Linked DNA regions of Mus musculus: all the other regions are linked to region 1. A link is a loop called in an ENCODE intact Hi-C map of the cell type or tissue named here. Cell type or tissue: left cerebral cortex. All regions are shown on one strand.

What was found. A loop is a pair of places that touch in the nucleus more often than their neighbours do. Peaks named below come from ENCODE experiments on the same cell type or tissue, not always from the same donor. Only the 100,000 strongest peaks of a DNase experiment are listed, where the experiment ranks them.
Region 2: it touches region 1 in a loop (4-fold over the local background); 3 of 42 quality-filtered maps call a loop at or near these places.
Region 3: a loop joins it to region 1, with 2.7 times the contacts of the local background. A loop is called at or near these places in 6 of 42 quality-filtered maps.

The regions. Positions count from the first base shown.
Region 1 is chr1:193,385,120-193,387,619 of GRCm38, reverse strand. No RefSeq gene overlaps it. Among named protein-coding and RNA genes, the nearest start is that of Camk1g, 16 kb to the right of the region's middle. In left cerebral cortex, a CTCF peak has its summit at 1,305 (motif pointing left); a DNase peak (open chromatin) is centred at 1,278.
Region 2 is chr1:194,949,989-194,952,488 of GRCm38, reverse strand. Cd34 (CD34 antigen) reads right to left here. Exons shown (of 8, transcript NM_133654.3): 4 at 1,470-1,550. Among named protein-coding and RNA genes, the nearest start is that of Cd34, 12 kb to the right of the region's middle. In left cerebral cortex, a CTCF peak has its summit at 1,302; a DNase peak (open chromatin) is centred at 1,361; H3K27ac peaks cover 233 bases.
Region 3 is chr1:194,623,593-194,626,092 of GRCm38, reverse strand. All of the region lies in intron 1 of Plxna2 (plexin A2), which reads right to left. Among named protein-coding and RNA genes, the nearest start is that of Plxna2, 5.0 kb to the right of the region's middle. In left cerebral cortex, CTCF peaks have their summits at 1,279 and 1,482 (motif pointing left); DNase peaks (open chromatin) are centred at 923 and 1,504; H3K4me3 peaks cover 1,687 bases; H3K27ac peaks cover 884 bases.

The sequences.
Region 1 (2,500 bases):
ACAGTGTCAGGTTGGTAGTTCTGAGAAGGCTTAGTTCAAGGTCAGTGCAGACCCATACTGCTACCTTGAGGTAAGGGTTGAGCTCCGGTCCCCTTCCTTCTGAGCCAGCCCATTGTTGAGGTGTTTCTCTCCAGGACCCAGCTGACAGACTGGAACACAGCAGGCTCAGCTCTGACTAATTGCCAGCAGTTGGCTGAAGAGACATTCCTCATCGAAGCAGCCTCATTAATCTCCTAATGCCAACATAGCCTGGCTAGTGGCAGTCCTCTCTGCTTCCATATCTACATGCTGGCTTCTAGAAACCTAGTGGTAGAAAATGGCCTCCTTCCTGGAAGGGGGCACCCTGCATCTGGTTAAACCAAGTGTTTGCAGAGCTCATCACCAAGTCCCAGAGCCTTAGATGTTTGCCTCCCAAGTGGAGGACCATGTCTGGCATCACTGAGACATCTTGGAGGGGCTGAGGAACCTCAAATAGGACAACCAAAGAAATGGCTCTTGGAAATACTTGCAGGATGTTTGGATATGTGCAGGAGATGTTTTCTAGAAAGCTCTAAGGAAATCCTGGAGAATAGCAGAGCCTTGTGCCAAGCTGCCTTCATCCTCTGGTCATAGTGTGGCAGAGACTCTTCCATTCTGCTCCTCTGGGTGCTGCTACTGTGAGTTTGTCCCCCTGAGATGGGAAGCTCCTACAGGACATATCTTCTCTCTCCTTATTGCTTTGTACCTGGTCCCACAAGCCAGACCACCCACTCTCATGCAGATATGGAGGCAGAGCAGAGAGGGAGGTACATGGGAGATGGAGAGGCCAGGAAGGAAAGGGCCAGTGAGGCAGAAGCTTGGAGGACACATCTTCACAGCAAGAATATAATGGGCATCCAGAAAGATGCTGCCAGGTACAGTGAGGCACCCTGCAATCAATCCCAGCACTCCAGGGAGACCCTGAAGGGTCACAAGTTCCAGGACAGCCTTGGCTATCTAGTTAAACCCTTTCTCAGAAGCTAAAATCAAAACAGTGCAGAAAGAAAGAGATACTTTACTAAACAAAGATCCCATCGCTTGCTGTGGCCACCAAGGTGGGTGGGCTCCCCAGCAGCAGGAAGGATAGACAGAAAAGCCAAAGCTTTATACAGGAAATATGGGATGTAGACGGTAAGTACACAGGTGTCTATCTTCTTTATTGCTTTTGTTCAAATGGACAGACCGGCTGGCCTCTGTCCATTCCAGCAATCCTGCCAAAGCTCTGGAGAGCCAGCTGGAGCCTGGCCAAGTGGTTATTAAAATAGTCGCTGAGGCAACACTGCCCTCTACTGACCACAGGTTGTCATGTCTCTGAAGCCGCTCTGCCCAGCAAAGGGCTTGAGTTAACTTGTTTCCTCTCAGCCTTGTCCTTTGTCTCCCCTTTGCCCCACTTTGTTGTAGCAATCTGTTCAGATTTCCTAGGACTTTACAGACACTGTAAAGAGCGCCATCTGGGACCAGCAGAGCCCAGACAACGTGCCAGGCCAGCCAGTGTCTTTGCTGCTTCATTGTCTTCTAATAGCTGTTTGCTGAGTCTCTGCTGGGGAAACACAGACCTAGGGATATGTGTGGAGCAAAGCTCCAAGCTGCCTTGGTGAAACAGGGGTTAAGACTTGGGGTTAAGACCAATGATAAAGCAAGGAGTGAACTAGTATGCAATGAGCCAATGACTCAGACACATCAGCAACTAGAAACATTTCTCCCTCTGTGTGTGTGTATGCATGTGCATGTGGGCATGTGCATCTGCATGTGTGTGAATGTGGGCATGCGCATCTGTGTGTGTATGCACGTGTATGTGAACATGTGCATCAGCATGTGTGTATGTATGCATGTGTGTATGCATGCATATGTGAGCGTGTGCATCTGCGTGTGTGTATGCATGTGCATGTGAAAATGTGCATCTCTGTGTGTATGCATGTGTGTGAGCGTGTGCATCTGCGTGTGTGTATGTATGTATATGAGCATGTGCATCTGCATGTGTGTGTATGCGTGTGTATATGAGAATGTGCATCTCTGTGTGTGTGCATGTGTGTGTGAGCATGCACATCTGCATGTGTGTGTATGCATGTGTATGTGAGAATGTGCATCTCTGTGTGTGTATGCATGTGTATGTGAGCATGCGCATCTGCATTGTGTGTATGTGAGCATGCGCATCTGCATGTGTGTATGCATGTGTGTGTGCATGTGAGCATGCACATCTGCATGTGTGTGTGTGTGTGCATGCGTATGTGAGCCTGTGCATCTGTGTGTGTGTTGCAAGGATGAGTGTACCTACCCATACTCACACTAAGGCCAGAGGAAGATGTGGTATTGGGTATGGGTTTTGTAGCTTTTGTTTGTTAACTAGGCCAGTGGCCAGTGAACCCCTGTAATCCTCCTGTCTCTGCCACCCCATCCCCCAGCATAGGGTTAGAGGCACACAGGTGGCCTTGTTCAGCTCTTCCCCTTGGTGCTGGGATCTGAAATCAGGAACTCACATTTG
Region 2 (2,500 bases), 1.6 Mb before region 1:
AACTGATGGGATTATTTTGTCTTTAGCTTTAATCAGTAAGGTTAAAAATTGGCATCAGGCACACATTAACTGTTGCTTGTACTTTGCCTATTTATGTTTACCCTAAATGTTTTTGAAAACTGCACTGAGTTATTCTAAAAACTTGTATCTATGATTTCTGTCACTTTTAAATGCTCTTAAGTTAAAGGATCCTTTTAATATGTAGTTTAAAAAGATTTGTAAGTCAGAGGTACCCACCTGATAGCTGTAGGTAAGAAACCAGTTATTTGAGTAGCCAAAATAAATAAGGCATGTTCCCTACAGCCTAAAGTCTGTCTAAACCATGCAGCCAGCTGTTAGCTACAAGTTTCCCTTCACTGCATTCCCAATTTGTAAGAAAATATTTTACTGTAAAAGAAAACAGCACTTTTTCTTTCACATCCATTCTTTCTCCAGGGCCTAGTTACTGTCAGGAAACAGGATTTACTGTAACACACAAAATTCACACCATGCCATGTACATTCTAACCAATGCAGTCTGACAAGGAAATAAAATAAGAATCACTATTGTTTTAAAAAAAATGAGAAAAATAACACATCATAGTAGATACCTTGGTAGTTCACTTTAAAAATGAAAAAGAACCAACCAAGAAGCTCCTAGAATTAACAGATTCAAGAAAGACAGAAACTAAAGATAAATATTAGACTCCAATAATTTTCTAATATCTACATGATAGCAAATATATGTTAGGATATCCTTGTTTAAAATCCATCAAACTTATAGTAAACAATGTTGGGGATATACCTCAGCAGCAAAACATTTGCCTAGTATGTACAAGGTCTTGGGTTCCATTCCTACCCAAAAGAAAAAAAATATGTTGAAGAAGAGTGGGAATAAATAGGGAAACATTTTAAATTAAAAAAATGATAAAAGATACAAAATAAGACTAGAAAAAACTCAAGGATTTCAGACAAGTTCTTATTCAAATTTGTGTGACTTTTTAAGATTTTTTTAAAAAAAGAGTTGTGAATCATCCTTCTGTGGTCTAATTAGGAAAGATCTGGCTTGTTGGATATTAAAAGCACTGTAATATGAAAACACAGCAGATTAAAATGGACAAATAAAATACCTCTGAAGTACCAGATCATATACAAACTTAATATAAACACAAAAATAAATTCAGTGTGCACTAAAGAGTTACATGTAAGTCTTTTGAGTTACAGTTTAGTTGAATGGTTCATATCTGGGCAATGACAAGGAATTTCTCAACATAAAAGCAAGGTTAAATCTGACTTCAAATAACAACACAATTTAAATTGTTTTTGCCCTTCTTGCTCACTAGATGGGGCCTCTGACTGCCGAAACCCAATATCAGAAATAGCCTGACTCTGTTAAGTCCCAGATTCCTTTTTCAGAGGAGGCCAATTCAGGGTAGCTTCAGGGTTTCAGAGGGGTTGGGGTGTGTGGGAGGAAGACCAAGGCCAACTTACACAACTAGATGCTTCACTTAGTTCCAGGCAGATACCCTGGGCCAACCTCACTTCTCGGATTCCAGAGCATTTGATTTCTCCCTATAGTAAAAGAAAAACAAAGTTAACATGCAAGTATCCTTGCTGGTCACTTCTTCCTCACCTCATTTCTGTCATGGTATTCTCTTGAAAAGATTAGGAAAAAGGAAATTTAAAGCTTGTCAGAGGCCTAGAGATTTCTGTGATTTATTTAGTTACTTCTTTTTTTTTTTTTTTTCTATAGATCAGGGTAGACCAGAATTCACAATGTAGCAATGTAACCCCTGCTGGCCTCAACTCATAATTGTCCTGCCTTTAGTTGTTGTTGACATGCCCAGTGAGATTTGAAATAAAAATTGAGCACCCTTAATCAAAAAATTCAGAATATAAAGTGTTTGAAAATCTAAATCTTTGTGATCCCTAATGTGGTGACGTAAGTGGGGCATATATACTACAGATTTTTGAATGTATAAAATTATTGAAAAGTATGATATAAGATGACCCTTAAATTATGTGCTTATGGTATATAAGAAGCACAGACAAGTTTTGATTTTGGGTCTTATCCTCAAGATATCTCATTATTTATTCAAAAATCAAATTATGTATTCCAAAATAAAAAGGCTGGACTAAAGATTTTCAGATAAGGGTAGGAGGAGTGTAGTTACATTGTTCCCATCTTATAAACTACTCCTATGAGAGAATCAAGCCTTTTGTTAACAAATCTAGACCATAAGCAAGAGGCCATTTGCTTATCTTGGGAACCCCTAGTGATGCTTAAAGGGCAAAAGAAGAAATTGTTTTGTTTTTCTCTTCAGTCAATTACACACTGACAACGGAGTAGCCAGGCAGCTGTTGTTGACACCCGTTTTTCTCTTGGCCCGTAAGAGTCTTTCCATTTATCTGCTATCTCTTTAAAAACAAAAGCTAGGTCCCTCATGGCTGTCTGTAGGCTACATGCTCTAATTTCTGTCTGTCAGATTGAAAGCTGGTGATTGCCACAGGCTAAAATGCCA
Region 3 (2,500 bases), 1.2 Mb before region 1:
GATTCCTGCTTTCAGTGTCTGTGTGGCTTGCCATAAGGGGCAGAAACAGTAGCTCAAATACTCAAGTAATGTTCTCTTAACACCCAAAGGAGAAACCAAAGCTACAAGGTAGGCTGTTTAAACATAAAAAAGAAAGTCTGTGAGTCTGAGTCTTCGCAGAAGGTGGAGCAGGGCAGAAATGGGGCCTCCAGAAGGCTCTGGAAGCCTCTGAGGGGTGTGTGTGTGTGTGTGTGTGTGTGGTATGTGTGTTGTGTGCAAGTCTGCACACACATGCATGTTGGGGGTCATAGAGGGAAAAGAGTCATTTACCTTACCACATATTCAGTCTGTGCCCCAGGGCCCCTCCCCACCCTGCTTCTGAAAGACAAGTTGAACTTACTGTTCTTTCTCTCATCCTGAAAGTAATTTCAGGCAAGGAAAAGCAGGATTAAACTTTCATAACCGGACACATTTATCTTGTTTTGCTTCTTTCTTTCCCTATGTCCTCCCTCCACTCCACTCTTGACCCTCAGTAAGTTTAAGCCAGAGGGAAGCTGAGATTAAATATCAGGGGATGGTATCAGATCTGGAGGGACACTGATCTCTGATTCCCTGCCCATCCCCAAACTTCAATATTTTTCCATCTACCATTGGACAGTTATTATCTCTGTGGATGAGAGAAGCCTCTGCACTCTATGCCTGTTCTCCCTCAATATTGTCCTCCTTTGAAATGAAAGGGGGAATTAGAATTCAGAGACAGGCTCCCAGGGAGAATATGAAGACAAAGATTAAGTCAGTGATACAACGTTGACATGCGTTTAGTTCCTGAAAGGTCTTTTTAAAAAAAGTCTCCCTCGGAGCAGTGTTGCCACTGCTGAGACTGGCTGGAAATCCACATTAGGGAGTAAGAAGACGAGCAGGCCTGTGACAGGGACTTGGGGATGGGCCAAAATTTTACTTGCTGGTTTAAAAAAAAAGGCAAGAGTCACTTGATGAGACATCCAGGACTGAACTGCCTGCTGACTTGAATATAACATCCCTTCCCCTAGCCACCCAGACATGAACTGTATGGGTTAAGCCTCTCTCAGCCCCCTAAACCCAGACAAGTCCTGTGGGGCTGGCCTCTCAGAGTTATATCTATACACACACACACACACACACACACACACACACACACATGCATGCACAGGAACCTATACATTCCCTATGATGCTAGCCTCCCCTGTAAGCCTGGTGAACATTTTATAATGAAGCTGATCCTTACTTCTTGGGCCCTTCTCTCCCCTAATCTCATTCCTCTGTGCCAAACAGGGCTGAAAAGTTCCAGCTCTGCCCTCTGCCATTCCAGTTGTGGTCTCTGAGCAGTAATGGCTGGGGGTTTCCAGTATAGCCCCCCCTCCCCCGGTTCCCCCCAAATAAGAAAAGAAAAAGCACAAAAGCCAGTATTTCAGAACCTGTGGTTTTGAAGAGTCCCCTCTAGTGGAGAAAACCTGCTACTTTGGCTTCCTGCATCCCAGAGCCTCAGGCTCTGAGCTCACTGAAGGAGCCTGTGCCTGGGGCTCAGTCACTGGCTCTCCCATCTCAGTACACTGTCAGTATCTTTATCTTCCCTGTGTCTCCTGCCTGTCTCTCTGTTTATCTGAGACCTTGTCTACATCCTGACTTCTATTATGGCAAGTGCGCCTTCATGCCTGTATCTTGAGCTACATGCTCCATTTCTACCTGCGTTTCTGTAGAGTTCAGCAAGGCAGCTCTGATGAGCCAAGTACTTTGGGAGGACCTCCTATCAAGTGATCTAACCTCAGATATCTAGAACAGGACCACAGGCCAGAGCTGTTCAGAGTCTTTAGTGAACCAGTCTTTCGGTAGGAAGAACAAGAGGCTTTGTTCAAACTCCCTTCTCTATCCCCCGCTAACTCATTTTCAAACAAACTGGTCACTATTTGTACCCAAATTGCTTGGCGTTCCATGTGAAGCCAGACCTCTCAACTCAACCAGCCCTTGTCTTCTCCTCAGTCGCTGGCTGCACCCTGACATGTAAACAATTGGTAAAGCCTGGACAAATGGACAGGTAAGGAGGGATGCTTAAAGAAGAAGAGGGGAGAGTGAATGGGTCAGGTACTATGCCACGGACTATAGGAAGACAGCAGAGAAGGCCAACACCAACCACTCTGTTCGGAGAAGAGAAGACTGCCGGAGAACACCTGCTGGTTCTCAGGGTTTCCCAGAGATAACCTGCTACCCAGATGAGAGACTAAGCCAGACCAAGTCAGGATAATGATTAACCAGCTGCTGAAGCAGGGAACTTTCTGGAGGAGCTCAGTTGTAAGCCTTTCTTGCCACCCTCCCTTCCTTCTCTCATCTCATACTAGAACTCCATAGGGACCTTATCCCCAACAAAAATGATTCTCACTTCTATTCCTGCCCTCCAATCTAATATTGAGCAATGAGTTGTACAGAGGTTCCATATCCCCATATACTAGGAAGTAGGGCCCAAAGAAGTCTGGGGGCTGAGCAGAGG